Regions from separate parts of the Mus musculus genome. Here regions 2, 3 and 4 are each linked to region 1. The links are chromatin loops, found by intact Hi-C in ENCODE. Cell type or tissue: left cerebral cortex. All regions are shown on one strand. Each heading gives the region's core, and the rest is flanking DNA. Links, peaks and the distances in the headings are about the cores only.

The links. A loop is a pair of places that touch in the nucleus more often than their neighbours do. Peaks named below come from ENCODE experiments on the same cell type or tissue, not always from the same donor. Only the 100,000 strongest peaks of a DNase experiment are listed, where the experiment ranks them.
Region 2: a loop joins it to region 1, with 4 times the contacts of the local background. A loop is called at or near these places in 27 of 42 quality-filtered maps.
Region 3: it touches region 1 in a loop (2.9-fold over the local background); 10 of 42 quality-filtered maps call a loop at or near these places.
Region 4: a loop joins it to region 1, with 3 times the contacts of the local background. A loop is called at or near these places in 9 of 42 quality-filtered maps.

The regions. Positions count from the first base shown.
Region 1 is chr1:72,120,010-72,128,049 of GRCm38, forward strand. Gm4319 (predicted gene 4319) reads right to left here and starts at 3,749. Exons shown (of 3, transcript NR_166632.1): 1 at 3,528-3,749. In left cerebral cortex, for the core only: CTCF peaks have their summits at 3,841 (motif pointing left), 4,053 and 5,369 (motif pointing left); a DNase peak (open chromatin) is centred at 3,830; H3K4me3 peaks cover 352 bases.
Region 2 is chr1:71,286,233-71,294,272 of GRCm38, forward strand. Abca12 (ATP-binding cassette, sub-family A (ABC1), member 12) reads right to left here. Exons shown (of 53, transcript NM_175210.3): 25 at 7,369-7,438; 26 at 7,149-7,283; 27 at 6,182-6,337; 28 at 5,100-5,286; 29 at 2,306-2,524; 30 at 227-423. Among named protein-coding and RNA genes, the nearest start is that of Gm39659, 37 kb to the right of the region's middle. In left cerebral cortex, for the core only: a CTCF peak has its summit at 3,475 (motif pointing right); a DNase peak (open chromatin) is centred at 3,471.
Region 3 is chr1:71,672,218-71,680,257 of GRCm38, forward strand. It overlaps Gm46094. Among named protein-coding and RNA genes, the nearest start is that of Apol7d, 23 kb to the left of the region's middle. In left cerebral cortex, for the core only: a CTCF peak has its summit at 3,399; no DNase peak of the experiment used is centred there.
Region 4 is chr1:70,265,948-70,273,987 of GRCm38, forward strand. All of the region lies in intron 12 of Spag16 (sperm associated antigen 16), which reads left to right. Among named protein-coding and RNA genes, the nearest start is that of Gm23879, 310 kb to the left of the region's middle. In left cerebral cortex, for the core only: a CTCF peak has its summit at 4,373 (motif pointing right); DNase peaks (open chromatin) are centred at 4,399 and 5,549.

The sequences.
Region 1 (8,040 bases), core at 1,392-6,391:
AAAGAACCCCCCTTGAGAACCAGACAAAAGGGTGATCTAGAGGAATAGTGCAGAATACTTGCTGGTCAATCCTGAGAACCAGAGTTTGAATACAGGCACCCATGCAACAAGCTGGGAGTCCTGCAAATACCAATAATTCCAGGGATAACTGAAGGGAGGGCAGAGACAAAAGGATCACTGGAGCTCGAGGGCTTCTCATCTAGCTGAGAAAATGCAAGCCCTAGGTTGGAAGAGACCCTGTGTCAAAGGAATGGGCCGATGGTGATCGAGGAGGTCACTTGATGTCCTCTTCTGGGTCCATGCATACACAGGAACAAGCATTCACACATATGCACATACAGACACACAGACATCTAAATAAATGCCACATAAAACTTTTGTTGTTTTTGTTTTCCGAGACAGAGTTTTCTCTATGTAGCCCTGACTGTCCTGGACCTCACTCTGAAGACCAGGCTGACCTTGAGTTCACAAACATCCGACTGTCTCTGCCTCCCACGTGCTGGGATTAAAAGTGTGCCCCACCACCACACAGCTGATTTTTCAGTCTTTTTCATTTTTATGTTTTATATGGGTGTTTTGTCTGTGTACCACTTCTATGCCTGATGCCCTCTGTGGTCAGAAGAGGGTGTCAGGCATCCTAGAACTGGAGTTACAGATGACTGTGAATCTCCACTGGGTGGTGGGTCAAACCCCAAGTCCTCTGCAAGAACAACAAAAGCTTTAACCACTAAGCCAACTCTCCAGTCACTATTTAGGGTGTTTTGTTTTGTTTGATGTTGTTGTTGTATGGTTTTGTTTGCTTGCTTGTTTTGAGAGGGTGTTTTTGTTTTTTGGTTTTTGCTTTTTGGTTTTTGCTTTTGTTTTTTGCTTTTGTTTTTTGTTTTTTAAGAAAGAAAGTGGAAAGACTAGGAAGCAAAACTTCTCTGCCACTGTGCATTGTTTTTCTTGTTTTACTAAAACTATACGTTATCAGTTTGCCTTTTCATTAATGTGGTGATTTTAATTGACCTACTCTAGGCTTTGTCCCCATCTCTTTCTTGGCTTAAAGCAAGTTGTGTTTACATTGCTCTATTTGCTAGGAGTCCATTCTCATCAAAGAGCTCACACCCTTGAAGGGACCACCCCCAACCCTCACCAGTGAATAGCTACAATTAATTCAGTGTGACTATGCAACACTTTAATTTTAATAATAATAATAATAATAATAATAATAATAATAATAATAACCTGTCCATCTTCAAGGCTGCTGACAAGAAGGAGCTCCAGCTAGTTAGCCCTACTAAGGACCCCACAGAGCACTCAAATCTCTAAGCCTGGACCTCTTTGTCACGTAATTTGAACAACTTTCCTCAGTCCGGTATCTATCTGCGTACAAAATAGTAGCTCTCAGATCTCTCAAACAGCTGGCTAGCAAGTTCCTAGACAACCTCGTGCTTAGTCTGGCCTTCCCGTTGACAACTCAAATATAGAGTTAAGAGTGCATCTCCATGAGTATTTAATTGGTTGGGACGCCCTGTGCTCCGGCTCAATGTGTGGGGGCTGTTCAACCCCGGGTGGGGAGGGACATCTTCCAAAAGTGAAGTAGGCAATTTCTCTCCCCACCTTCAAGAGTTTGTCAGTTTTCTGAGTAATTTTTAAAGCGCATGCTGGACCTCCCGCCATTTCCAAACGCACAGGCTTCACTTAGGCTTTTAAACTTTCTATTTCATTACAGTACAAACAGCCCTACAAGGCGGCCTCCTGCTTCTCCCCTCAGGCTACCCGGAATTATTCATACTCAAGGTCTACAGAGGAACAGCCCTGGGAAGGAAAAACAGGCTAAGAAGTGAAAGCAAATTAGTAATCCAAACCGCCCTCTCCCTGCCTGTCACTGGAAGGCCTTTGGTGTCTCCTTCCACAGTCAAGGGGTTTTCTGAGCCCGAGATTAAAGGATACATTTTCAGAGCTCAGAGAACAGACATCGCGAGGAAAGTATATCCGCGCAAGGCAACTGGGACAAACGGAGCATGTGCAGAATGTCAGGGTGCGCCTTAAACTCCACAGATAGATCTGCCCGCGGTGGATGTTTGGAATTCCACCCCTACGGGCCTTTATTATTTTCCTTATGCCCTGCAGGGTGGAAGCGAGAGAGGAGATGAAGCTGTCCTTGGAAGTGTTCTAAACCTTAAAGCAGGGGACATCAATCAGGGAGATCTTGTCCCACCGGGATATTTGACAGTGTCTAAAGGATATGTCTTGATTTTCACAGCAGCCGTGGCAGACTGGGAGCTGGCAACTAGGATGCAGCGAACATCGATGACGCCGCTGAGCACATCCGAAGGGACCACCGATCACGGCCCGCAATGAAGAATCCTGTTCTAGAATGCCAATAATGCTAAAGCTAGAAATTGCTGCCATTCAGAGTATATACAACAAAAGCAGAATTTTGAAAAATCCTCAGGGCTGGCGAGATGGCTCAGCAGGTAAGAGCACACTCACTGCTTTTCCGAAGGTCCTGAGTTCAAATCCCAGCAACCACACCGTGACTTACAACCACCCGTAATGAGATCTGATGTCCTCTTCTGGTGTGTCTGAAGACAGCTACAGTGTACTTACAGTGCATAATAGATGAATCTTTGGGCCGGAGCAAGCAGGGATTGAGAGAGTGGAGCCGGCCAGAGCGAGTGGGGCGGACAGAGCAAGCAGAGGTCCTAAAAATTCAATTCAGTTCCTAACAACCACATGAAGGCTCACAACCATCTGTACAGCTACAGTGTGCTCATATACATAAAATAAATAGATAGATAGATAGATAGATAGATAGATAGATAGATAGATAGATAGATAGATCTTTAAAAAGAAAAGGAAAAGAAAGATCATCTCCTACTACCCCGGCCCCACCCTCTTTTCTCATACACACATACACAGAGAAAGGGGGCAGAGGAAAGAGAAAACTGATTTCATTGACACTAAACCTGTACTGTCACTTGTGGCTCTCCTCAGAAGATTAGACTTGATATAATCCTCTGTTGTCACCATCTTGAAGGCCCAATAACTTGGGAAGCTGTTCTGTCTCATTTTTCCCTGGCCCTGAAACTTACAGAACCAGGTCCAGCACAGGAGATGCCACCATTTACCGGAGCAGATCCACATAGTTGCCACGACACCCCTTGCTGCCTTTGAAACTTTGGCTTATCTGAGAGCTGACACTAGAAAATACGCTTTATTGTGAATTTCTATGAACCTGCAAATTTCCCTGCCCGTCAAACTGGCTGGAAAATCCACACAGGGCATGGAGTGGCCTGCATTCTGTGGATCAAGCAGCATAAACAGTATTTTTTCAAGAAGACCCTGTAGAGAAACCACAGGGACAGTAGAGAGGGTCTTCACTTCTACCTGGGCAACAAGCCTATATCCCAGTAACCCTTGCAGAGGAAAAAAAAAAAAAAAAAAAAAAGGCAAGGAAACAAAATTCATTTACAAACTGTCAACACACCTATGAATATGAATGCTGAAAACCACCCCCAGCAAGGGAGGGACCATCTTACCTTCTTGTTAATCACTGCCAAGCTAATATTATGGGTCAATCAGCAACAATGTCCTGGCATCTCTGAAGGGATATGTGACCTCTATAAGCAAACTTGGTCACACACAGTACCAGACAGATCACTTAACATGCCTCGGGTGGAGGGGTAGAGAGTTCCTGGTCTGTTAAACATACAGAGATGGTCGTATACATGTCTGAGATGTTTATAAGGGGTGGGGGATACGTTCGGTTTTAGAGTCTGCACAGTTGAAAAGCCTTTTGCAAGAGCGCTGACTCCTAGGTGAGGAAGCACATCCATGAGTCTCTGCTGCCATCTGCTGGCCGTCCTCCGAGCTGCGGTTAGCACGGTGAACTCGGGAGTCAGCGCAGAGCTACATTTACAACGTAAATGGGCTTTGGGGGGGGGGGGGAGCATTAGAGCACAAATCATACTCACTGCCACATTAGTAAACAGTTGAGAACATCGATAATAATTTCTGATTATGTAGGCAATTCTACTGAAAACGGTGCTCACAGCAGAATTCATCACTGAAGCCTGTGAGCAGGCAGCGCGGACTGAGCTCTGCGGGGGGGAACAACAGTGCAGGGCTGTGGGAAAGGGGAAAAAAAGGTCTGGGGCTGAGGGGACGTCAACAGGCTCCGATCCTAACGGGTCTTTAGAGGTGACTATCTACTCCTGCAAAGGAACGAAAACAAAACTAAAATTTTGAGCCTGCTTTTCCAGATAAAATAAAAATATGATCGCTATCCGTTCTTAAACAATACCTCATTGCTTTCTTCAAAAATAACACAAATTAGGTCTGGAGAGATGGCTCAGACATTAAGGGCTAGGCTCACAACCAAAATAATTCAAATTAGATTAACAATAATGACGGTAGTAATGATATAGATTCCGTAAGACCAGAGACTGTTTTATTTTCACGACTAGTACAGCCACACACAGTAGGTACTCCAAGAGATAAGTGCCTAGTCAGATGTGACAGTGGACACTGGAAGTCCCAGCTGCTTGGAGGCTGAGAGGTGAGAGGACCACTTGAGCTCACAAGTTCAAGACCAGTCTAGGCAGAATACTTGGTCTCAAACACAAAATAAAATGAGATACATGCTTAGCAAAGGAAGCTGCTAGCCCCTGATAATGGTCCTACTGTTGAGTTCTTTAGATTCATTTCACTTTTATAACCTGAAGGTACAATGTTATTATTCATGTGCTTTTAAAGGAGATATACCCAGCAAACAGACACGGGTGCTTATTAGCATGGATTAAACATTCATAATAAAAAAGAAACATAAGAATAAGAGGCAGAAAGATCTTCACATTTGAGGCCAACCTGGGCTAACTGGCCAATCTAAATTACCTACCAAGATCTTGTCTCAAAAATTTAAAAAAAAAAATCAGTGGCTGGAGAAACGGCCCGGCAGGTAAGAGATTTGCTGCTCTTGCAAAGAACTCTGCATGATGGCAGCATCCACATGATGGCTTACAACTGTCAGTAATTCCAGTTCCAGGGTCTCTCTTCAGGTACCATACATTACACTAACATACGTACAGGGAAAAGATTCATACATATAGAATGAAAATACGTTTTAAATTTATTTTATGCGCATGGTGTTTTGCCTGCATGTCTGTGTGCCATGTGCTTGCCTAGTGCCCAAAGATGTCAGAAGACACTGTGGGATCCTCTAGGGCTGGAGTTTAAAGAAAACAAAAATGCATTAGGGGCTGGCAAGATGGCTCAGTGGGTAAGAGCACTTAAAGACTGCTCTTCCAAAGGTCCTGAGTTCAAATCCCAGCAACCACACAGTGGCTCACAACCATCCATAATGGGATCTGACGCCCTCTTCTGGTGAGTCTGAAGACAGCTACTTACATATATAACTAATAAGTAAATAAATATTATTTTTTTAAAGTATTAGCTGCCTTTAGACTACACATATAATATGTACTGGAGTATAAATAAACCTAATGTTTACACTTGATACATGAAGATATTCTAAAACCAAGAAGAAAGACGATAAATGTGTCTTACACGCGTTCTCACGACCGGCCAGGAAAGACACAACAAACCAGAATCTTCTGCGGCAAAACTTTATTGCTTACATCTTCAGGAGCAAGAGTGCAAAACTCAAACCCAAAAACGAAAGCGAAACCCCGTCCCTATTTAGGAGAGTTATCCTTCGCCTAGGACGTATCACTCCCTGATTGGCTGCAGCCCATGGCCGAGTTGTTGCCACGGGGAAGGCAGAGTACATGGGGTGGAGAAATACCCTTGGCACATGCGCAGATTATTTGTTTACCACTTAGAACACAGCTGTCAGCGCCATCTTGTGACGGCGAATGTGGGGGCGGCTTCCCACAGTTCCCCCTTTTCTATTAATAAGAGCAATAGGCCACCCATATTAATGAGAGTGGAGATAGAGGTCAAATCCCCAGTGTGCAGGTAAAGGAGCCATGTACAGGATTAGCTCTTAGGCTCACAGGCTTTTACCCAGAGCAACCCTGACCTGCTCTCGTGTCGTTTTACCTGGAGAGAAGGACACTTGGACACTCAACCTTCTTGAAAGATGACATGTCTCCCTAGAATAGGCTCATATGTGCCGCAGAGCCCTTCTACTGCAGTGCTTAGCCGTGCAACTCTCTCGGGCTGCTGAAGCACACTCACTCTGTCCTGTGCAATGAGACTAGCCTCGTGGTGTGCAAGAGCTGAGTGGCCAGCGACCTATTGCTTAAGCATAGATAACCATAAATCAGGGGAAGCACCATGTTCTAGAGCTGCAAGCGCCTGGGCAATAACCACCTTGTCTCTCCTAGTTTGGGCCTTAAGCTTACAGACCAACCAAAGAAGCAACACTAATCCACAGCAAAGTGTATCTCCAAATAATATCAATCCCACCCATTCTTTAAAGAAGGAAAATGCTGAGGAGATCCAATTGGGTAATCCTTTGGTCAGGGACAGGTCCAAGCGCGTGGAGTTGACCTGAAGTCTCAATTCCCGAAGGATCTGTTCAAATTCAGCCGTCCAATTCTGTAACATATACTGAGAAAGACTTTTTAACAAATTAGCTGCCCTAGTAAATTTCTCATACTGAATGGAAGTAACACACAATCCCGGAAACTTTTGTTCACATCCCAGCTGAGCTATTTGCCATAATACATCTAGTTGTTTCTGGACAAGATCTATGAGTTGATTAACCAGCATGAGACCACCCTGTATCTTGACATTAGCTGAGGCCTGTTTATCTATGACTGTAGTCACTGAGGCTGACAAAGTGTTAATGGTGTCAGTCGTCTGGACCTGTCTAGACAGAGCCAAGGCTGTCTGAATCAAGGCCAAACCCAGTTCCTAGTTAGTGGTAAAAAAGCAGGGGAATACTTGAGCATTATACATCACCGGCATTGGGAGTGGAAATGTCGACATTATCCCCCAACGCTGCTCTCTCTTTATTATTGACGCCCTGGACATCACCAAGACGAGGGACATCAGTATTCTCTTGGTCAGTCTGGATTTTTTTGGGTGAGTCTTTCTGGTATCCAAAATGGGTTGTCTTCATTTTGTGGGAAAACACAAATAGCTCCCCTGGATCTTATCAAAATAGGATCCGGGCCATACCATTTATTATTAAGGACATTTTTCCATTTAACCATCTCATTGGGCCTATCTGGCTCTGAACAATGACGTTCAGCCGCAGTATGGCCATGAGCATCAATATTTAAAAAATTGAGTGTAAAGAGTGCCATAGACACAGACACTCTTGGTACTCGGGGTAAAGCCTCCTCGATTCCCCTCTTCTGTTTTAATAGATAGGATTTGAGGGTGCGATGCGCACGCTCAACAATACCCTGTCCTTGAGGGTTGTATGGAAGTCCAGTCAGGTGGGTCACGTCCATCTGACGGCAGAACTGCTGGAATTTTTGAGATGTATAAGCTGGTCCATTATCAGTCTTAAGGAGTTTGGGTTTCCCCCAAGCACTCCATGCCTCAAGGCAATGTTGAATCACATGTGAGGCTTTTTCTCCGGTTAACGGAGAAGCAAACATGATGCCAGAACATGTGTCAATGGACACATGGAGATATTGAAGTTTTCCAAAGGAAGAAACATGTGTAACATCCATTTGCCAGACCTGTAGAGGTCGAATACCGCGTGGGTTAATTCCCACATGAGGAACTGGCAAGAACTCACAGCAGCTTTGACATTGAGTAACAATGTCACGGGCTTCTTTTCTTGTCAAGGAGAAACGACTGTGTAATGTTTTAGCCGTCACATGAAAATTGTTATGAAAATTTCTTGCAGCCTCTACCGGGGATGATAGGGCAGCAGCCACCACTTTAGTGGCCTTATCTGCCAAATCATTTTTTAGAGCCATGGGGCCAGGTAGGCCTGAATGGGCTCTAACATGAGTAATATAAACAGGAAATCTTTTAGATAACAAAACTAATTGTATCTGCTGAAAAATATTGGCAACTCTACTGGAAGGCTTAATCACTCTAGCCACTTCTAAAAGATTTACTGCATTA
Region 2 (8,040 bases), core at 1,060-6,059, 830 kb before region 1:
CTCCTGTAGGCTCTCAATAAGGCTCGATAAATTTAACTCACAGTGAGTCCTGGATATGTATTAACTAATTGACCCAGAAATTTCACTGAGAAATCTTAGGAAAAAAATGATCTCACCTCAGATATTTAGAAGGTGTTATATACAGAAAAGCTTCAACTTGAATTTGGGGAGCCCTGAGGGTCGAGTTATGACTGTGCCATGGAAGAGTTAGGAAAATGATTCATACCAGTTTTGTTCTTGGATATGACATCCCATATGCTTCGGCGAGAACATGGGTCAACGCCCGTGGATGGTTCATCCAAAATCACTACCCTGGAGCCACCGATGAGAGCTATGGATATGGACAACTTCCTCTTCATTCCTCCCGACAACGTTCCAACTCTCTTATGGCGATGACTATACAGTCCAGTGTCTTTTAAAGTCCTTCAAGAAAAAAATAGTGAATGGTGCTATTGTGTTCACAATCAGTGGATACGTCTTCAGTGAGGTGCAATACAGTTCCCGAAAACATGATACGGTTTATTGTCATTTGTCATCTAATTATTGTCACAAAAATAATTACTACAACAATATGAACTAACAATTACCGAATGGCAGAGAAGCACCTGAAAAAATGTTCAACATCCTTAATCATCAGGGAAATGCAAATCAAAACAACCCTGAGATTCCACCTCACACCAGTCTGAATGGCTAAGATAAAAAATTCAGGTGACAGCAGATGCTGGCGAGGATGTGGAGAAAGGGGAACACTCCTCCATTGTTGGTGGGATTGCAAGCTTGTACAACCACTCTGGAAATCAGTCTGGCGGTTCCTCAGAAAATTGAACATAGTACTACCGGAGGATCCAGCAATACCTCTCCTGGGCATATATCCAGAAGATGTCCCAACCGGTAAGAAGGACACATGCTCCACTATGTTCATAGCAGCCTTATTTATAATAGACAGAAGCTGGAAAGAACCCAGATGCCCCTCAACAGAGGAATGGATACAGAAAATGTGGTACATCTACACAATGAAGTACTACTCAGCTATTAAAAAGAATGAATTTTTGAAATTCCTAGGCAAATGGATGGACCTGGAGGGCATCATCCTGAGTGAACTAACAATTACTAACAGCAATATGAACTAACCAGTAACCCCAGAGCTCCCTGGGACTGAACCACCCATCAAAGAAAACACATAGAGGGACTCGTGGCTCTAGCTACATATGTAGCAAAGGATGGCCTAGTCGGTCATCAATGGGAGGAGAGGCCCTTGGTCCTGTGAAGGTTCTATGGCCCAGTATAGGGGAATGCCAGGAAGCAGGAGTGGGTGGGTTGGGGAGCAGGGGGAGGGAAGAGAGGTTAGGGGATTTTCGGAGGTGAAACTAGGAAAGGGGATAACATTTGAAATGTAAATAAAGAAAATACCTAATTAAAAAAAAAGAAAAGAAAAACCACAAGAGAGTATATAGTCCACTTGTTTGACAGATAGTTAGAACATTGTACTTTTGTATCAGATTATGTCATAGAAAAGAGCAACGAATAGAAAGATATCTTTTTCATAAAGAGATTGTTTGCACATGTGTGCAGAGGGTGAAGAAATTCCTATGATAAGCATAATCTCAAGAATATTTATAATATAACAAGTGGTAATCAGCACACAATTAATAAACTAAAAAGTCAGATGAGCAATGACTGGAAAGTGTTCATTTGGCCAGGAGTGTCCAAATGGCTCTCAGGAAACATATGGTAAGTTAAGAAAAACAAACAAAAGGACTTGTGGCAGAAATCAGTTGTGAATAATCAAGTGTATGAGTAGCTTATATTCCCAGACCAGAGTAAATAGAGAATGGGAAACAATGTAGTCAGATGTGGGATGGAGGGCATGTTTTGTGTGGTCTGGTAGGCCTTGCTAATGACATTATGGGATGTCATACTAAGTGTGGCAAAAGCCACTCAAGTGGTGGCAGGAATGACATGGTCTGATTTGCCATTGACAAAGCTCACTCTGACAACTCGCTGATAAGAATCCATGACTGGGGAGAGCAGTAGCAGGAAGTCCATTTAAGAGGCTATGAGATGTCGTGCCCAGGCAGAAGTGAAAACAAAAGATCTGGGTCAACATACAAGGCACCAGGGCAGAGTTGAACAGTGCGTGTATGACTGTCTGGAGAGGATAATAATGCTAAATGTGTATGTTATCAGAGAGGTAGGAAGCAAAGCAAAATGCTTCCCATCATTATTGCTACCAGAACTTGCCCAACATGGTATATGTCCTTGGAAGAGCTTAGCCAGTTGTGTTCTTATTTCTGGACTAACTCACCTTTTAACCTCCTCATGGAGCTGTGTTTTGGTCCAGTGAGGAACTTTGATGGAGCCATACAGGAGAAGGTGTTCCTTGGTGGTTAGGTAACTGAACAAGACGTCATGTTGCATGCAGACCCCCATGTTTTTCCGAACAGTATTCAGGTCTGTCTTGATATCTTTTCCGTATACAAAAATGGTACCCGCTGTGGCACCAAACAGCCCAGTCAGCATGGAGCTGGAAATGAGGATGTGAGAAATTAGATATGGACCAATCACTCAAGCTAGACAGCAAGACTAAGCGTAACTCATATGCTGACCAAAGGAGAGGGGGTTTGCAATGCCTCTCCTCAAACGAAGTCAAGCTGTGAAAGAAAAACACATTAAGAAGAAATGAAAGAAATGGGACTGACTTTTAAGCTTTCAGTTGTTTTCGCTGTTGTGTGAATACTACATGGTGGTGGTGGTGGTGGTGGTGGTAATGGTGTTAAAGCTGAGGGGCCTTTCCAGTTGAAGGGACACTCTCTCCTTGAGAGTTACTGTGTTTCCTTGGAATCCTATTTATATACTGGCAAATCTCCAATTTATGTCTCCGGACTAGATGCTATCACTTACACCCAGATGTGTGCTGTGAATCCAACAGACAATGCTTCACCTTCATAAGACGCCTTACGAGGTCCTCAAACTAAGTATGGTCTGCCCATGGTACTAAACGCTTTTGCCTCTATCATTTGCTGATAAATTAATATACTGTTTGCACAAAACTATATTTCCTTCTCTCTCTCTCTCTCTCTCTCTCTCTCTCTCTCTCTTTCTTTCTTTCTTTCTTCCTTCCTTCCCCCTTCCCTTCCCTTCCCTTACCTTCCCTTCCCTTCTTTCTTTCTTTCTTTCTTTCTTTCTTTCTTTCTTTCTCCCCTCCTACCTTCCTTTCTTCCTTCCTCCCTCCCTCCCTCTTCCTTTGTTTCTTTCTTTCTTTCGAAAGTCTTCAAAATATTTTTTTTTCTTTTCGAAATGGAGTTCAAAAATTAAAATGCAACTTTAATGCACCAAATACATTTAAAAACAATATTGAGCCAGGCATAATGGCGTGTGCCTCTAGTCTAGCTATTTTGGAGACAAAACCGTATTTCAGAAGTCATGTTTGCATCTTTGTCTCTTGGTCGTACCATCAACATGTGCTACCACCAGGGGGCAGCAGCCATCACATCACCGCACACCTGCTTCCTGATCCTCCTACCTCTTTTGGTCTCCACAGAGCCATTCTCTGTATAATGGCCAAAATATTTTGACCTAGAAAACTCTCAACACCTTTCAAGTGATTAATCAATTGGAAGTTATTTAGAAACCATCTCCTCCCCATTAGAACATAATCCACAGAAGGTCTAGAGAAGGACCAGATTTCTCACCAGTCTCTCATAGTCCTAAATAATGAATCAAGATAGTGTGTAATTTCCTCATACCATCCATTAAAATACAAATAACACGTTTCTTCTTGATATTTAAAGGTTTATATATATAGGCCAATAAAATAGGGCATTCTCAGCTGAAGTTGTAACCTCATCAAACACCTTCGCTCTCTCTTTTCTCCCCTGGCCTCTTATTTCCTATTGAAAAATGTACTTTATAAGTGTTCCGTTCTAGAGCGCCAACCCTGGCTTTTAATGGGTTGTACAAATAAGTGGCTGCATGTTTACTCTTATCACGACCTTCATTTGTCTCTAGGTATTTAGAAAAATATATTGGTGCCAGCATTTGAGCAGTCACTGAGCCTACTCAAGATGATTAAAAACAGAATGCGGACAAAGTGAGACATGTCCTTAAGGGCTTGAGTCTAACAGCATCTTAACACTGATGGCAAATATGCACTGGCAGAACCCTGGAGGCTCCACATCAAAGCAAACATTCAAACTGTGAAATAACCTAAGAATCCTGGCATCCCAATCCTCCCTTTATCTTGACACAGGACAGTCAGTTGAGAGACAGAACAGCTCATGTGCTGCTTTGGACCTTGACTATATGATGCTGGGGGTTCTTTGTTTCTCCATGAATCAAGGCGAATGCTTCCTGTGGCAGGACAGAGGGTGCTCTGTGTTCAGGCTAGGGTGAGCAAACTCAGACTCATCCCTGGCCTGGGTAGAAATACAAATAAAGATGGACATACTAACCAATGTAGCAGTACAGATCCAAGACCAGGGATGAGCCAGAGAGCACGTGTGGTTTGAACAGAATGGTACTAGCGAACCCTACCAACAGCTCCTGTCTCGACATGCACCTCTGTGCTGCAGAGTGCGCTGTGCTCGACAGTGATTCTCAACCTGTGGGTCTCGACCCCTTTGGGGGATGCATACCAGATATCCTGCATATGTAATATTTATATTACGATTCATAACAGTACCAAGATTACAGTTATGAAGTAGCAATGAAATAATTTTATGGTGTGGGGGGAGTCACTACAACATAAAGAAATGTATAAAAAGGTCATAGCATTAGGAATATGGAGAGCCACTGATCTAAGACATGCCAAGTATACTTACTATTATCTCAAAACTATACTGAATTAAACATTTTAAGGCACATAGGCGAAGCCAGAACTAAATGCAGCAAATAAACCTCTCCCGTGCTGGCCTAAGATGGACTTAGAGCTCAGTGTGGAATCGCTGGGATAGATTTCATTTCATTCCTGGGCAAGCTGAACCATATGAACCATAGGTCATAATAGCTCTGCTTTCTTCTTTGTTTAAGTCCTTATTCTTTAAAAAGCTATTGTTCATTAATAATATCCTTCTTTGACATTTAGTTGAAAAATAACATACATTGTTGTGGTTTTGCCAGCTCCGTTTGGCCCCAACAGTGATGTAATGTGCCCTTCGTAGAAGTTCAGATTGAGGTTCTCAACAGCTGTTTTTGAGCCATAGATCTTTGTGACCCCATGAAGGGCAACTCCAACTTGGAGATCTTTAGGTTCAGGTTCAATGTTGGAGGGAAATGCACAGTCAGGACCTAGAGTGACCAAGAGAAGAGTTGTAAGCTCTTAAGGAATTAATAGAGCTGTGTTAGACTTTCCTTAAAAAACTGGAGATTATATAAATGTGATCTTTAAGTTTAAAGAGTTCAGAAGCAACTGATTTATTACATTCTCTAGCTTCCTTCTGACCTGCTTACACAATGAGCAGGACTACAAAACCACATTCTCTAGGGTTTATTGTATCAGCCTTCTCTGTTGGAACGAGCAGTTCCCGAATGCAGTATCATAATTTTAAAGTCTCTTTTTTCCCCTCCCCAGCAGATCTTAAATATTCAAAAGATAACCCAGAAGGTTTGTTCTCTGATTGGGAAGGATATTATCAATTTATGAAATAAATGTTTCCAAGTTGTGGTTTTACAGTAGCACAGTTTTCTCGGGTCTATGGCTTACAGAATGCAGATAATTTTCCTTTCAGGCATCACCACAACACCACTTGCACAGGGGGTCTTTATAGAGACAATAGCATCACCCCAGGTCACCAGCAAGGCACTCTTTTTCTCACACCAGCTGTGAGTTATGCTACATTACCCATTTTTGTTTCTTGGTTACTCCCATGACTGGCAGCAGATGGCCAGAGTAAGGGATGCGGACTGTGGGCAAGGAACAACATTTTTCTCTGCGTGAGTCTAACTGGACCACAAAGGGATGTACAGTTTTGGCTTAATTGGCAGCATATGCTAACCAACTGAGCTAATGAGCCCAGAAGAAGGCACAATTCAGTCCCTGTAAGGATGTAAACACATATGTGTAGACATACTCACCCATGACTAAAGGGACGATAATAATTTCATTTAGAAAAATGTACCTAAACCCACTAGTTATGTAATTTTAGTATAATTTCTGTTATAATAGTACATGCTATTGACCTACTTGTCTTACTGGCAGAAGGGTTGGTGTTCTGCATCATGATATTAGTAAACATTAAGCCATTGCTTTTCTCATGCTTCACCTCTGCGCATCCAAAGCGCTCTTTCCAATAGGAAGGAAGGATGGGAAAATACCATGGAGCTGCCATTCCATATGTCCCTGTAATGAGAATACATGAAAAAGAGTGATTACTAACTAAACAATGAAACCCTGAATGGTTCAGAAAATGACTTCATTTTGTGTAATACTAAATAACTTCAAAGGGTAAGTTCAGTTTACAAACTAATGCCAAAAAGATCATCTCTTTGATAAAGCCATGTCAGTGCACTACAGTTATAAATTGGCCCATTTTAAAGAGTGCAGTTGAATAATTTTTGTTCATTTACAAAAGCAAGCATCACCACCATGGTCTAGTGTTAAACTACTTCTGTATCTCCACAGCTTTCTCACAGGGTTCCTTTCCATATTCGTTGGGTCCTACCCCAAGGCCCACACCAGCACTGATATGCTTTGTCTCAAGACAGTCACTTTTTAAATAAACATTTTGTGCAAATGAAAGCATAGAACTTATTCACCCGTGCACTGAAAATGCACACATATCAATAACACTTAGTGGGAAAACACCTAAACGTGTTAGAAAGGATAACTGCTTGAGATCCAAAGACAGAGGCCAGTCTATGTCGTAGGATGCATTTCATTATCCATAACATTAAGAGACACAGGTTTTGCTTCTATTTGCAAAGACTGATTGGACCTGATACTATCCCACAATTTTGAATTTACTTGTTTTTAAAAGGACAGTGAGACAAGAGACACAGCGACAAATTTAACCTGAACAATTTGGTTAATTCAGGTTATTTATATTATTATACCATTCCACAGATTAGTCTGGCCAGCCAACTACTAGTGCATGTGTATTAGCTGACTTACAGCAATGACAACCACAAGAAGCATGTGTGCAGGTTCCTACCTGGGAAAACATTCCTGACGTACCAAGCAATAAAGAAATAAATGAAGGAGTCTGCTAGGATTAGACAGCACAGCCAGCCAAATGAGGTGGTGTCATCCTGAACAGGGGATTTGTACATATTTTCCCACTGAAGACCTAGAAATTGAACACAGGTGTTTACTCTTCCTTGGCACACATCACACTTAGAGATAAAACCCTATTTTAAAGAAATTGAACGTACCAACGCCTTGTTCTTCATACCGTGCAATATATTGGCTTGCATAGCTGAATGCTGTCGGGGACAGCAGGCTCTGAGAAGAAAATGAACAGTGGTGATTGTTCCAGCACATCTCACCTGGAAGGCCTCAAAATGCTCAACCCGTTAGACATATAGGAAAGACAGAGCTCACTCTCTAAGTCTATTTTAAAATACTTAAGTCCCTTGCTAAAAATACTACAATGAGAGAGAGACAGAGAGACAGAGAGAGAGGAGGGCAGAGACAGAGACAGAAAGAGAGAGAGAGAAAGAGGAAATACTTGGAGCATGCCTTTTAACAATCCAAAATATATGCCTAAGCTTATTAAATGTTGCTCAGAAATTTATAAGGTAGGAAATTACAGAGTAATAGAGTGTGAAGATTCAAATTAAATGATATCAGGACCTGAAAGTGTTCTGAAATTTATTTCAGGTGATACAGTCTTAAATGAGAATATACTAAAATATTTATTGGTTGAATATTGATAATCACTACCAATTATAAATTTAAGTTTTGTTTAAACCTAGAGCAGTCAGTGTTGAATAAAGGTTATTCATCAAGATCTATGTCCATGAACAGAAAAGCCTTAATATGACAGGAAACGATCTGCTTTCTGAAGATTAAATTCAGTCATCTTAGTTCTCAATTTAGTACTT
Region 3 (8,040 bases), core at 1,498-6,497, 450 kb before region 1:
TTCTTGCTAAACACGTGTTTAGCAAGTTATGCACACATTTTGAACATAACTGGGATGTTGGAGCATACTCCTTAACAAGAAATGTGGTTCATAGCCTAAATTTGTTTTAGTTTCCAGCTGAAACTTTATCTTTAGCCAGCAGAAAGAGGTTTGATTGTTCCTCCCTACCACATACCTCTGTAAATGAACCATATTTTCATTGTTTTCCCACTTTGGCATCCAGGGAGTTGAAGGATGTACCACCTAAAACAGCACATTCTGGGAGGAGTTCCAAGAGAAGGAAGGGTGGGGCCCAAGGAAGAGAAAGTGGCTCCCTGAGGGAATAAAACAAGTCTGAGTGAAGGGCATGACCTTGGGTGTCCCACCTGCTTATTCCATAGCTTGTTGGGTAGTCGTGGCCCCACAGAACACATAGTCCTGCAAGCAAGGCCAATTCTGTGAATGAAGAGAAAGGCAACGAAGATCCCAGTGAGCAATACCTCCAACCTAGGTAGAGAAAGACAGTGCAAATGAGCGGGCTTGTTCTGTAGTGCTTTCCAAATCTATAAATCTGATACGTCTCTTCACTTTCCCAGAGAACAGACAGTGTGAGAAAATGGGCCAGGAGACATATAGGACCTGCTCACAGAAAATCACCAGAAGCAAGAGAAATATGATCACTCAAAGTACACAGACATAACAACTACTAGCCGTGTTCTCCAGAAATACACTGGTTTGTTGTTTTTGTTGTTGTTGGTGGTGGTGGGTATGTTTGTTTGTTTGTTTTTTGCAAATTAAAAAAGAAAAATGCCAAGATATGTTATATAAAGTGATTTTATGTTACTTTTCAAGTAGGTTTGTCTATAACAAAAGCCACTCTTGGTTTTACATCTGCAGGTGCTCTTTGCAAAGACGTGTGTGCATGTGTTTAACATTTACCTCCAGGATTGCTATGTTAATATTACTGTTGCATACTTTGACATTTTAGCTTTAACATTTATATCTGGAGGAATTTAAAACAAAAAGCACTTCCAAAAAAGTATAGCTCATTTCTGTAATCTGAATCTATGGTAGTTGTTTAAGAAGAAACTTTAGAAACAACTGTACTACTTATTTGTGAATGAAAAACAAAAGAAAGAAAGAAAAAAAGGAAAAGACGTGACTACTCCTAGGTGTGGTGGAGGAGAAAGGGAGAGCAGAGCCAGAGGCAGACACATCTGGGAGAGTCTAGAGTAGACAGGATCAGACTAAGCTGGGTCCCGAGAAGGGGGTGGGGAGGGCACATGGAGGGGAGAGGAGCTGCCAATCAAGAAGGGCAGCCTGGACCAAGACACTGACCCAGAGAGTGGCTGGATAATATAGGGAAGGGCAGCTGGGGGAAGGGCAGCCCAGACCCTGGGTTTAAGGGTAGGGGGGTGGGGTATGCCAGGCAGAGGCTGAGGGATTCCTTGAGAACCTGGGGGCTATGTCGGCTTTGGTATGTTAAATAGGCTTCTCAGCCATTTGTTTGAGACTTAACAAGTTGTCTTGTGAGAAAATACCGGGACAAAAGCCACTTAAGGAAGGATGCCTTTTGTTTCCCAGGGTGTAGTCTGTCTTGAAGGGAAGCCATGGCAACAGGAGTGTGCAGCAGCTGGTCTTAGTGCACATACAGTCAGGAAGCAGAGGGAGATGGATGCTTGCTCTTTCATTGTATGTAGTGTGGTACCTCAGCCTATAGAATGCTGTCATGCACCCTCTCTCTCTCTCTCTCTCTCTCTCTCTCTCTCTCTCTCTCTCTCTCACACACACACACACACACACACACACACACACACACACACACACACATGCAAGTATGCATGCACGCTCCCTATGAGCCTTCCCACCTCATTAAAATAACTTAATTTAGGTAATCTCTCACAGGCTTGTTCTGAGACTTGTCTCCTGGATGATTCCAGATCCTGACAAGTAGACCATCGATGTTAATTTAACCTTCACTGTAGCTGTGGAGTCTACTGAGCCATCTGAGAATTAAAATCCGGTTCCTAGGAACTGCTTCTCTGGACCTCCAAACCGATGAGCAATATAGAATGTAATTGTATAGGATGAGAGTTTTCAGTGACTTAAAGACCTATAACTAAATAATAACTGGCAAGAGGAGAGCAAAGCAGCTATGCTCTCTAGTGCAGTTTGACTTCCATGACAGTAGATAGCAATTATACAAATGGGCATCTTATTTCAGCGTAAGGGTGAACAGCATTCTAACCGCAAGAGCTATTCAGGCTGATGTGTACTATTGTGGTTAAACAAAAGCCATAAAAGTGTTTGGTGATGTTGCCTAAGGGGAACATATTCATGCTTGAGTTATATTGAGCGACTTCCATGTCTCTTTCAAGTCTAATACTCTATAAGGGGAACTGGATCTCTTAATGAAGTAAACCTTTGAAAATGTTTCATTTCTCTTCTTAGTAGAATAAGCTAACTATACAGCGTGGATCTGCTTGTGATAAGATGTATTCGAAAGAGAGGCACACACTTGGAGTACGTTCTTACAAAGTTGAGTACTTGACAACCATCTCTTTTCTATACATATTTCTAAAAGCTCTTTGCATGCATTCCGAATGAATATTATGCTCGTATCCCTTTGCTAGCTGTTCTTTAAACAGTACAACATAAGGTTCAGATTTAATTGGGAAAAGGATTTGGCTGATTCTAAAACTTACTAAAGGAAATCTGTGAACAAAAGTCGCTCCAAGAATAGACTCTACTATTAATAAGCAAAGGTAGTTGTAAGTGTTGTGGTTTATAAAAAAAAGAGAAAGAATCTAGGGATATGTTTGGTAGAGATGCACTATGGTACAGGGGAAGGGGGTTCCTCTGCTGGCCCAAGCTGAGGCATCCCTTCCCCCTGAGGGACCAGCCATAGACACATAGCATATAATATGAAATAGAGTTTATTTAGGGTATGGGGAGGGGAGTTGGGAAGGGAGTAAAGATGAGAGGATGAGAGAGAAAGAGAGAGAGAAAGAGGAAGAGGAGGAGGAGGGGAGGCTAGCAAGTAGAAAGAGTTGGGAGGAGAATGGGGAGAAAGAAGGAACAGAGGTGGGGAAGAGGGTAAAAGAGCAAGAGAATAAGAGAGTGAAGAGAGGGCAAACAGCCCCTTTTATAGTGAGTCAGGCACACCTGACTGCTGCCAGTAACTGTGGGGCAGAGCTTAGAAGAAAACAATGAATAGTTACTAAGTTGACTGGATGTAGTGAACTGGCCATAATTTTTGAATCAACTATAGCTTCTGGTTGCCTGCATGGATGAGGTAACCTTCATGTACAGCCCTTCAAGTGACAGTGGTCAGAACTTGTGACTGGCTCTTAACGTCTTTTAGTTAGACTCCGCAGAAACTCTTGAGTTGATAGTGTCATCCCCTCCATGACAACTAGGAGGAGCTGTTTGGTTTTGACTGCCTCAAAGCCATATCCCTGGGGTCAAAATTTCCACCTACTTGTGTTGAATTCAGCTTTTGATCTTCATTGTAAAAATTAAATAACTTTAAAAAATGTTTTATAACAAAAACACAACTGCTGAGTTCTTGCACAGCTAAGGATTTATGTCTTATTTTTGTTTTCACTTGTTTTTTGAAACAGCGTCTCACCAGATTGACTTAGCTGGCCTGGAATTTGCTACGTAAACCAGGCTGGCCTTGAACTCAGAATCCTGTCTCTGTCTCCTAGCAGTGGAATTACTGCTGTTCATCACCACACCCAGCGTCTTCCTGGTTTGAATGAGCTGTTTTGAGAAGATGGCTTGAATTCCCATCTCATCAACTGGGTTGTATTTCTGTGCCTGAGAACTTCCCATACTTCTTAACTACTTGTTGGCTTGCTTGCTCATGTCCTTCCTTCCTTCCTTCCTTTTTTCCTTCCAACTGCTCTTTTGTTTGACAATGAGAATTTTAAAGCCCTGACCTATAGTCTAAACTGAAAAAATATCTTTTCTCTCTAGTAGTTCTGTGAGAACAAACCCAGACCATAATAGGCACTATGATAAGGACCAGAGGACAGTAGCTGTGCTGTGTGATGGATGGATGGACTGTCAGCACAGTTTTTGGTGCATACATTCTTGGGAGTAAAAGACAACGAATTGAATAAGTCCATAGACATTTCTGATGTCTTCCTAAGATGTTAAGTCTATGACACTGCATTAAGGAAACAATATTATATTGGACACCCCCAGATAATATTTTTCCACCCCTTCCCTTTTCCCTCTTGCTCAGGCCCATAGGTTTTAGGTTTTTTATTTGTTTTCTCATTATGGATGGTTGTGTGAGTCACCATATGGTTGCTGGGATTTGAACTCATGACCTCCAGAAGAGAAGTCAGTGCTGTTAACCACTGAGCCATCTCACCAGCCCACCCCCAGATAATATTACATGGAACCTAAAAAATAATAATTTCTTTTGCAGATCACAGCAGTCGATATTAGCCATTTCACATGGCTTAGCCGACTTTAACAACAAAAGATCTCATATAAATTTTCTATAGCTATATGACAAATTGCTACAAACTTAACAACTTAAAACAAATTTTTTTCTTTCTCTCTCTCTCTTTTTTTTAATCTTATAGTTCAGTAGGTCAGAAGTCTGGGTAGGCTTGACTGAGTTTTCTGATTAGGGTCATGGAAGACTGAAGTCTAGGCTGTGTTGGGCTCTAGTGAGGAGTCTGCTTCTAACCTCTTTCAGGTTGTAGGCAGAGTCAGCTTCTTTTGCCTACTGCCAGAGGTCATTCAGAGAAGCTAGAAGCAGCTCTCTGGACCTTGCATGTGGTTCAACAAGAAACGATATACTGAAATGTTGTGCTTTGAATCTCTGACTTTTCCTTTGCCACCAGCCTTTTAAAGGACTCATGTAATAGTTAATATTGGCTCAATTACACATCTGCATTGTAATGAACTCAAAATCAATTGATGACTGATCACATTTGTAAGATTAGTTGCATTTCCAAAAATCCCTTTTCTGTACACAAAAGCAGAATCAAAAGTGCCACAAGAGATTGTGCCAAGATAGTTGGGAACATGGGCTCAAGAGTCACAGTGGGTTCGAAGCTACACTTACTAATTTGTTATATGTCATTGGATAAAGCTTCTTAGCTTCTTTGTGCTTCTGCAAAAGTAATAGCATCTTTAGGGTCCTGAGTTGAATATATAAGATAATTTGTGAAAACCATTTAACACAGTGGGTACATAGTAACAACTCAATAAATGAAACATTCCTGGAGGAACAAAAAGAGGTGAGAGGAAGAAGATGGAAGCAATTGACACAAGCAGAGTATCCAAGGTTTATATAGGAGTTAAGGCATAAGTTGGATGAAGTCTAATTGATTTTTATAAGCAGTGAAGAGTATTTATCCTAAATTAGTGCATCTTGACCTATGGGTCACAATCTCTTTGGGGACCACTGAATGACCCTTTCACAGAGGCTGCCTAAGATGATCAGAAAACACAGATATTTACATTACAATTCATAACAGTAGCAAAGTCACTGTTATGAAGTAGCCAGGAGAATAATCTGATGGTTGGGGGTCTCCACAACAGGAGGGACTGTATCAAAGGTTCACAGCATTAGGAAGGTTGAGAACCGCTGTGAGCCTAAATGATATTACATTCAACAATTAGACACTTTTATTTTGTTGCAACAAGATGCCGATTATATCCCTTAATTTAAATAGAGAATGACAATTCTTGTGTTTTTCCCTTTGATCAACACTGAGTTTGTACAGTCCCATCTTTTCAAAGACTAAAAACAAACACCAACAACAAAAAGAACAAAGCAATGAGCAGACCATGCTGCACCAACAGTTGTATCAGATAAACAAACGAGCAGGCTTGTTCCTGATGTAAATGTTTTTGAACATTTATAGAGAGTAAGGAGGAACTCTGCATGTACTTTCTATATTCATTAGCTCTTCTTTACTCTGACCAAAATACCTGATTTAAGAGAGAAATAGTTCATCTTAGCTTGCATTTTCTCAAGGTCTGTCTTCATCCATGAGTTTCTTAGCTAGGGTCTCATTTCTGTGAAAAGATACCATGACTCAAGCAACTCTTATAAAGGCAAACAATTCATTGGAGCTGGCTTGCAGTTTCAGAGGTTTGGTCCATTATTATCATAGCAGGAAGCATGGCAGCGGGCAGGCAGATATGGTCTTAGAAAAGGAGCTGAGAGTTCTATATCTTGTTCCAAAGACAAGCAGAAGACTAACATCCTAAGGCAGCTCTCTTCCATAATTAGTGGAGACTGAGCATAGGAGGAGACCTCCAAAGCCCACCCCCATAGTGACACACACACTTCCTCCAACAAAACCACACCCACTCCAACAAAGCCACACCTCCTAATAGTGCCACTCCCTGGGCCAAGCATATTCAACCCACCACAGGATCCATCTCATTATAGTCAAGGGGGGACATGTTGGATCAAAGCAGTTCACATCATGGCAGCCATGAAGCAGAGAAAAAGTAGTGAAAGCAAGATTTAGTCCCCGAGAACAGCTTTCTCCATCAATATTATGGTTGATTAAGGGATGATAGCCCTAATGATCTGATTGTCTCTGAAGACACCATCACAGCACAGACAACTCTAGAGGTGTGTTCTATTAGAAATCTCTCAGACCAGTCAGGTTGACAAGCAAGACTACTAAACCTTCCATCATCACTGGTGGCCTAGATGCCTTGGTCATCTCCTTCCAGCATAATCTCAGCTGAAAAGAGTAATAGCCAAAGAGTAAGTCACATCTAGTCAGATGAGTGAGAAAAAAATCTCATTTAGATAAAGGCAAACTGTAGCTTTCCCTATCCCATGAGTCCATTCTACTAACAACTTTGTTGCATATATTGCTTCTGTAAGGAGAACCAGTCAAGAGCTGGTCTTGGGTAGGAGATCTATAAGCAGACAGTATGCTAGGGATATAGCTCAGTGGACAAATGCTTCCTTCACATGTACAAGGCCTGGGTTCAATCTTTGAAAAAAACAAACAAACAAACAAAAAAATGTAGTCAACTACTAACCCATTAGATATCACCTCCTGTTTCCACTATATGACCTGTTCCTGACAGGGAACATCACAGTTTCTATGTAAAGAGCCATTCATTCTTCTCATTACATACATGAGCTCAGGGATCGCTGACCTAAGGGTGGGAATTGGATTCAGACTGGACCATCAGACCATTGTAGTTCCCTAGTTCTTGTCATTTGATCACAAACAGGCTCAAATCTACAGTAGGCCACTGAATCCTGCAGATTTTTCTGAAATTAAAAAAACCAATTTGACTTTTATGTGGGATTGCTAAGATGAAACAATGTAGGGACAGGCTATTGGGAGATACCTTGCCTCTGACCATGAAGAACCTGGCCTAAGAGGGTCTAGACAAAAACCCAACTGTAAATTAGAGAGTCTCAGGTCTAAATATGTCCTCTGAGTTCTACACCCAGCCAGCTTGGAAAAAAAAATCATTCTCTGGACGTCTAACTTAATGACTTAACAAATTATTATATTTTGTTTAAGCACAATTGAGTTTGCATTTCTAATATGTCAATCAGGAGAGTTCTAATGAAGTCAGTCTCAAGAGCCTCGGGTTTCATCTCTCCATTTTAAGCATCAGATTAATGGATTTTTATCCAAGCTGTAGATCCCTATAAAGATCGTCCCCCTGATTTGGACAATTATATTTAGCATCAGGGGCTCACAGAGTGCAGGAGGCCTGTTGGTGGGGCTTCCCATGGTGAGTGGAAAGGGAGGGAAAGCGATGCAGACTAAGAGTCACTTGCATCAAATTTCTGAGTGTATTTAACTTTTAGCATCAGAGAATAAGAACATTTATTTTTAAAAGCATGAAAAAGCTACTCCCATTGAATTCAGTGGTTTCCAAAAGATTTCTTTGTCTTTTAACTAGCTTTAGCTAACATTTAATAATGGAAATCCAGGCAACAAAAATATTTACTGCAAGTCATTTGAAACAACAGAGGATAGTGTCTGGGTGGTAGAGAGAGCCAAAGGCCGTTAGTCATTCATCTTCTCAGGCTTCATAGAC
Region 4 (8,040 bases), core at 2,049-7,048, 1.9 Mb before region 1:
TGAACTTAATTTACGAACGTGTCATCGTGTCATCCTTTCCTTATCTGACCAACAGAGCTGTGCCACACTCTCACCTCTGAGAAGCACAGAACCCATCTTGCAAGTAGAGAAAACACAATTAGAAGTGTAGCCTATCACTTCGGTTGCTACTGGGCATACTGATCAGATTTGGATAATGCCCTGTTACCATGACAGCCAGTGACTCAGATATTTTCTCATTAGTGCCTGACCAGCAATGGTCCTTTTAATAGATCTTCCTGTTTCCCCAGTCAATTACTGAAATTAAAATGAGGTTAGATACATCATTATTCACTTTTAATAGGGATTGCCATTCAGTTCTTTCTTATGGCAGGAGGGTTGTGGATGTTGCTGTATGGTCTTTACAGTGCATGAGATGAAAGTAATGGGGGAGCCACACTGTTAAGTGAATGATTTAAATGGCAAATGTTCTGGTATAGGTGAAGAAAGGGGATTATTAAAAACAACCACCAAAAAATGTTTTCGGGTTTTTTTTTAAATTTTCTTGGGGTAGAGATGAATTCTAAAAAAGTTTATAGTTTAGAACTCCAACATTTTATAGTACTTAATATATGTCCATTACCACTGGAGATTGTATGCATGTAAAAAACAGATATAGAGATTCGTGATTTCTGAGATGTAAAATTTGTGACATTTGGTTTTTCACTTTTCCTGCTTAATTTAGTCTATGAAAAAAATATCTTGTTGATAATACTCTCTCTCTCTGTGTGTGTGTGTGTGTGTGTGTGTGTGTGTGTGTGTGTGTGTACACTCATATAACTTGTTGGGAAGAAGAAAGGTCTTAGTGGGAGATAGCATGTGACAAAAATGACTTAAAGTGCCAGGCATGGTGGCGCATGCCTTTAATCCCAGCACTCAGGAGGCAGAGGCAGGCAGATTTCTGAGTTTGAGGCCAGCCTGGTCTACAGAGTGAGTTCCAGGACAGCCAGGGCTACACAGAGAAACCCTATCACGAAACACACAAAACAAACAAACAAACAAACCATCATCAACATCACCATCAACAACAACAACAAAACAAAAACCCACCAAAACAACCCACACACACAGAAGACTTAAAGTCATTATATACGTGTACAAAAATGACCAAATTTTAACAAATTTGTTTTAACCATTCTATTGTAGTACAGCCTGACCTGATGGAGTCGATCAGGGAAGGATTGCACTCGTCCTGTTTCTCACGGCCAGCTGTGGTTGTGTTCTCTTCTGTAGACAAGACCTGGGGTGAAGAATGTCTTAGCATTGGCTTCCATCCTGTTCTAGCTATATAAAAATGAACTTGTAAATTTTCTAATCAATGTGTGTTGCTCTTTTCAATTGGCTTCTACAGCTTTCTGCTGGATACATTCTTAGCCCACTTCAGAGCTACTTTACAAAACATAATTATAGGATGAATCAACTCTTTTCTAAACCTTCTTCTAGGTACACCTCTACCTCCCTTTCCAATTTCAGCTTCCTGTTGTGTTTCTAATATTACCCCAGAATGCAGTTTGCCCTGCTCTTATAGACACAAATATGGGCCAGTCCACTGGAGTGTAATTTCTCTACCAGGGGCCTCACTTTGAATAAAACTGACTCTTCCAGAGTAGCCACGGACTGTCACTTTATCCTTAGTTATGGTTGGAGGTTTAGGACCCCTCGTGCTAGAATAGTGATTGGGTTGATTGTGTGCAGGTCTCACGCAGCTGTAAATGCACAAGTGCAGCTGTCCTGTCACACCAAGAAGACAACATTTCACCCTGGTCCTTGTCCTCCATGGCCTCTGGATCCCATAATTATCTTATTCAGTCTTGGCTGTGATGAAGTTGTCCTGTTTGTGACTGAACATCCCACTAACACTTATTATCTGCATCTTGATCAATCACGCATTTCTCTGTTAACCACAATTGACTGCAAAGGGACATTATCTAATGAGGTTGGAAGGATATAATATGTTATGGTACAATGATAGAAACGTAAAGAGTATTTTGATATGCTGTCCATTTAGCAGAATTAGTAGCAGGTTTACCCCTTAGTCCTATGAGTTTCCAACCCTTGAGTTCTTGATCAGATCTACACTACTAAGCATGGATGTCTTCCTCTGGAGTGAACTTGGAATCCCATCAGAGAACAGTTGGTTTTTCCATAACATTTGAACCACTGTTGCACGTGTGGGTCTAGTTGCCACACTGGTCCTTACTGTAGTTCACACCTTTCACAGCTGGGTAATCCTGCTGAAGATTTCCTCCTACAACCGTCTTCATGATTTCCAACAAGGAGGAAGCTTCCAGGCCAACACCAACATGAGAATCAAGTCCTATTATGTTTGTGGTATCTTGAGAAATAGGATCGTAGAGCCAAGTTCTTGTGACAGCCAAGAGCAGTAAATAGCAGGGCCTACTTTTATTCTAGCACACTGACTTAACCCAAAAATTTTTCAGACACTGGGGCTGGAAAGATGGGTCAGCAGTTAAGGGTGCTTACTGGTTTGGTTCCCAGCACCCATGTCAAGTGGGCTATAACTGCTTCAAACTCCATCTTCAGGGGATCTGATAGCCTCTTCCAGCCTCCACAGTGCCCTCCCATTTAGTATGACAGTTCACCTGACTATCCAAAGTTTGTCTTTGTTTCCTGTTCCTAAATTGACAGCAAACATCTCAAACACATAAACAGTGTAACAGATTTCACAGTGTTAGCACTAGGCAGAGGAGCGCTACAAATAAAATAAATAATGTCTCCTGAAGTTTCAAATAATAGAGTCAAAAATAGAGCAGACAGAAGACCTTCAAAGAAGACTCACTAATGACTAAATTCATAGCCATTAGACTAAAATACTAAAACCTTGGAGATATAGTCTGTAAAGTAATCAAAATTACACCAAGTAGAGGAATTAATAACATTAAATATATTCAAATAGTATAGTAGATTGACCTTCTACTTCATTAATTGGGCATATTAAAAGCTTTAGGACATTCATGATTTTTTTATTTAAAATTTTTATTTTTTGATAACTTCATACATGAGTACTATATTTATAACATATCTATCCCTCCTCTGCCCTCTTAATTTTTGTTTGCTTGTTTGTTTGATTGATTGATTGTTGTTTTTCCGAGACAGGGTTTCTTTGTATAGCCCTGGCTGTCCTGGAACTCACTTTGTAGACCAGGCTGTCCTCGAACCCAGAAACCCACCTGCCTCTGCTTCCCAAGTGCTGTGATTAAAGGCGTGCACCACCACCGCCCGGCTTCCTCCTCTGCCCTCTTATTCATGCCCTCTAAATTCATGATCTCTTATTCTTTAACCATTATTGTTTCATATATGTGTGTTATATTCAATAGCATATGTGTTTAGAATTAATAAGTTGATATTAAATAACCTGTCAGGGAATTTGCTTCTAGAGAAAACAAGACGCACATGTTTGAAAGACAGGGAGAATGCAGAGAAGCCAACATTAAAGACCTTTATATGTTACGAGATCATAGATATTGAAACACACTTTAGATGATTACATAGGCCCAAGCCCTTCAGCCTCCCAAACTACACATGTTTGCACAAATCTCCCAAACCTTGTGTTGAAATGACAACAGAAGCAGGTGTTGAAACTGTCAGAAATGATGACCATCGGACGCTGTGAATCCAAAACTGAGTGACTGCAGCAGCGTATAGTCAAAGGGTAAAATCATAGACAATCATCAAGTTGAAACTGAAGCAAGCAACTGCTTGTTCTGATTTTCAAGGTTTCAAGGTGTAGTGAAAGCTAATCTCCAGGTATGGTTTATTCCATACATGTTGGCTGCATTTGTTTTTCCTTAACTATTATTTACTAAATAATTAGATTTTTCTTCTTTGTGGGCAATTTGAGTGTGTTTGGGCTTGCGCATGGGGTGGCAGGTGGCGTGCTCGTCTATGTGCAGGTACATGAAGTCATTTGCATGGGAAGCCAGAGGAAAATGTTGGGTGCCTTCCTTGATTACTCTCTGCCTTCTGCCTGTTCCTTTAACACTAAGCTTCCCAGTGTTTTGGCTGGAGAGGTTGGCCCCTCAGACAATGCAAGTACCCATGGCAATGCCCCAGCTTTTCCCTGGAGCCTCGAGATCTGAACTCAGGTCCTTATGCTTGCACACACACACACACACACACACACACACACACACCAGCCAAGCTTTAGTCTTTATCAAGTCAAGATATTATTATTCCCACACTCATCATTGCCAGATATTCCTTACATTAAATTGGCTCTGTATGACTGTACTTTCCATAAGTGCCTTAGTGGGATTCCTGTTGAAAACTTGGGGGGAAAAAAACATAGGTAACTCATTTTAGAGAATATCCCGATGTTACCTCACGGTTACCACTAGATGGCGATCGTGCATCGATAAGGGAAAAAAACCCTTTGCATTTACTCGGAAGACTGATGAATTGGCTGTGGAAAGTAATTCATCAGTTGCTGAAAATGATGAATGAGTGGAAAGATGAGAGGAACGTGCACTGAACCGTCTTTACACTATTGAAGGAGAGAAATGGATGATACCAGGAGGTGGGAATGTAACCTCACTCCAGTGGGAACTAGAGGTTACACCTCGAAGCCATTCAGAGCCACCATTTCAGGTGCACATATTAGAATCCTTGATACAGCTGCTGTTCACCTTACTGGGTTTCTTGACTATGGCATGTTAGTTATGAAGATGTCTCTTTTGTAAGTTGATTTCGGGGACATGTGCTCTATCAACTACACGAATGTTATCACCTGGCAACTGTATGCTTAATGAGTAATGGTTAGCTTCTCTAACCTGTATTTCTTGATTGGACTCGAGAATTTAGCTCAGCCATCACCCTGGGTCCTGCACGTCAATGCGGTGCTGAGAAGGAGAGAACCCATTGTAATGTCTGAGTTATACATCATTCACCACCCGGAAGCTGGTGTGAAGCCCCAGCTTTCCCCAAATTAAACAGGGAGTCACAAGCTGAGAAACAAAGGAACACAATAACCGTTTTTTTTTAAATGTATGCTATGCAGCTATTCTTAAGTCTTAAGATGCATATATTATTTTTAAGAGTTTGCCAAATTCATGACTTTTAAAAATAAATTTTACACACAGAGAGGATTCTGCATCTTCTTTTCTTTAGATTTAGGTTATATTTAGAAACCCTTTAACATCTACAGAATTGCTTTTCAGTGTTCGATGCCTTCCTTGATTGCTCTCTGTTCTCTGCCTTGTTTCCTTAAGATTGAGCTTGAAGCTTCCTGGTGTTCTGGCTGGAGAGGCTGGCCCAGAGGATCCGCCTATTTCCTTCCTACCTTCCCCCAACTGCGGACAATACAGGTGCCCATGGCAGAGCCCTAGCGCCTATGTTTTAGGAAGTTAACGTGTAGAGCCTGCCCTATCAGTGCCCCCTTTATTGCAGCCCTGGGCTACTGGAATGCAGGATTGCAGCCGTCTGCAGATGCAGTGTATTAGCAGGCTACTGATGTTCTTAGTTGACCATGACCTTTAGCAGGACACCGTTGGCTACCATCCGTGTAGTTCTGAATGTAAACAAGGTGTCCGGCTTTGGGATGTTCTGCCGAATATTTAATGCTCATTGTGAGAAACAGCAATGCATCTCCCCATAGCTCTCTATAAATAAAAGCAGTGGGATTAGTGGCTTAAACAATTTCACGACACTACATTTTCTTCTGCGTCCACTGCCTGAGGCAGAAACGGAGCTTACGGCATCCTGCCCGTATGCGCTGATTTATGAATTAAGGATAAATGGCCCTATGTTTAATATCCCATAGTAACTTGCCTCTGTGTAAATTGCCTACTCGGCTATTTAAATAGTGCTTGAGACCATAGTCTGAAGGATGCTAGATTGCCAACTTCAGACAAGAAGAGAGAGGTCCCTGTCTCTCCCGGGCTGAGCGGGATGGCACGTGTTGATGGCCCAAAAGAAACACACAGAAACTGAACTTCATGGCATCAGCCTCTCGATGACATAAGTTGGGGACATGGGGAGGGGGATTTTTGGTGGGATAAGATGACGTAGGAAACAGGAAAGGGTGACGGAGGGTATGGAATGACTGACAGGGCCAATGGCAAAGCTCTACATCAGCAACGGCAGGGCAGAAGAAGGGCCAAACAGGTCTTGCTGAGTCATCCTGATACAGAAATGACCACTCAAGCCAGGCTTAGGTTTGTCCTCAAGGCCCAAACCAGGGCCAAAATGGGGCCCAACACTAGATAAGTATATCACTTTGTTACTTTACAAAATAACGCAGGGTAACTTTTGTATTTGGTGAAAGTATAAAACCAAGAGTCCAACTTTGCAAGCACATGGATTCGACACCTACCTAGAGCCGTGGAATCCTGCTCTGTCTTCACCGACAGATGCTGCCCCAATCCAAAGCCCCCAGCAGATTATTGAAAAGATTATTTTGACATTCACTTATAAAACAATTCCATTCCACTCTATATTATCTGAAAAAAAATGTGTGTTTTACTTCTGTTCTTGGTAAGATTTGTCACGTTTATGTGAACAGACTTAGCACAGGGGACAATAATGTACTTTAAATATTATTGTTGTCAGGTCTTAAAAGTAACGCATGAGAGTAAAGCTATGAGAAAAATATTTCACATATTCCCACTGCCCATTAAAAATGATATTCCTGAAGAGTCAACATTGTAAAAATTAACTCATGCATATTTTTAGAAAGTAGGTCATCTTGAGTTATTTAATTATCAGACACAGTATGCTTTATTCACTCACACTATATGTATGTATTAGTTGTTTTTTTAATATTCAATCAGTATTGCAGAAGGAAATTCAATTGGAGAGTAAGCCTTTAGATCCATCTGTTCTGGAAGACTGGGCTTAAATGTTGATAGCAGTTAGCACTTGAGGAGCGAGTATCTGATGTGTGTCATGAATTGCAAGTGCAAATGAGGAGAACTCTGTGTTTCCCCAGTGAAACTTCCTCATTTATACACAGGACAGTTGATCCCACTGTACCCCTGTGGTTGAATGGAGAGCATATGACTGAGTTAAGATCAGTGAAATCCAAATGGAAGGGTGACTTCCAGCTTTGGCAACTGAAGCACAAAGTGGCCTAACTTCCTTCTGCAGTAGATTGTGATATGGTCAAGATAAATAAATCTTTGTGGTATGTGTCAAGTGGAATGCCGTGTCTGCTGTAACTGCTACTGTTAATTATTTAATAGTAAAATGTTATATGTAGCAGAGAGAAAGCCTTGAGGATTTTCTTCACTAAGTCACTAAATCTGGTTGCTTACTGATGCAGTCTTCGAGTCAGACATATTTTTGGTGTAAAGATGACAAGAGCCTGGCCTGTCACTTTTCTTCATCTGTGAGAGTCTACACTCATGTCTGAGAGCGGGGATAAGTTGTCTCATAAATTCTCAGGACTGTTGCATGGGGAAATAGTCCTGATCTATGCACAGCACTTGGCACAGTCTGATGCACAAGGGGAATATTACTAAATTTCATTATTGCTCTTTTCCTCAAGATCCTAATGTAGGCCCAGTTTTCTCAAAAACTATACTGTTTTCAAGCCTACTGGACTTCTTTTTTCTTCTGGTAAGAAAATAGCAAACCCTAGGAATGTCATAAGCTCATTAAATACAAGGTCTGAGTCACATCTATCCTTGTGTTCCCACCTCTTCTGTGGGGTTCCTGAGCTCTGGGGAAAGGGATGTGATGGAAACATCCCATTTAAAGATGAAGTGTTCCAAGGTCTGTCTGTCTGTCTGTCTGTCTGTCTGTCTCTCTCTCTCTCTCTCTCTCTCTCTCCATTGCCTTTGTGGAACTCCGAATTTGCTCCCATCTGCTGCAGAAGGAACCCTGTCTGGTGAGGGATGTACAAGGCACTGATCTATGCTAATAGCAGAGTGTCAATAGGAGTGGCTTTATTGCTGTTTTTTTTTTTTTTTTTTTTAACAACAGTAGTAGTTGGCTTTACACTAAGTACTTGGGCTATCTAGTCTCATTTCCTTGATCATGTAAGAACTGTCTGGTACAGCTTTT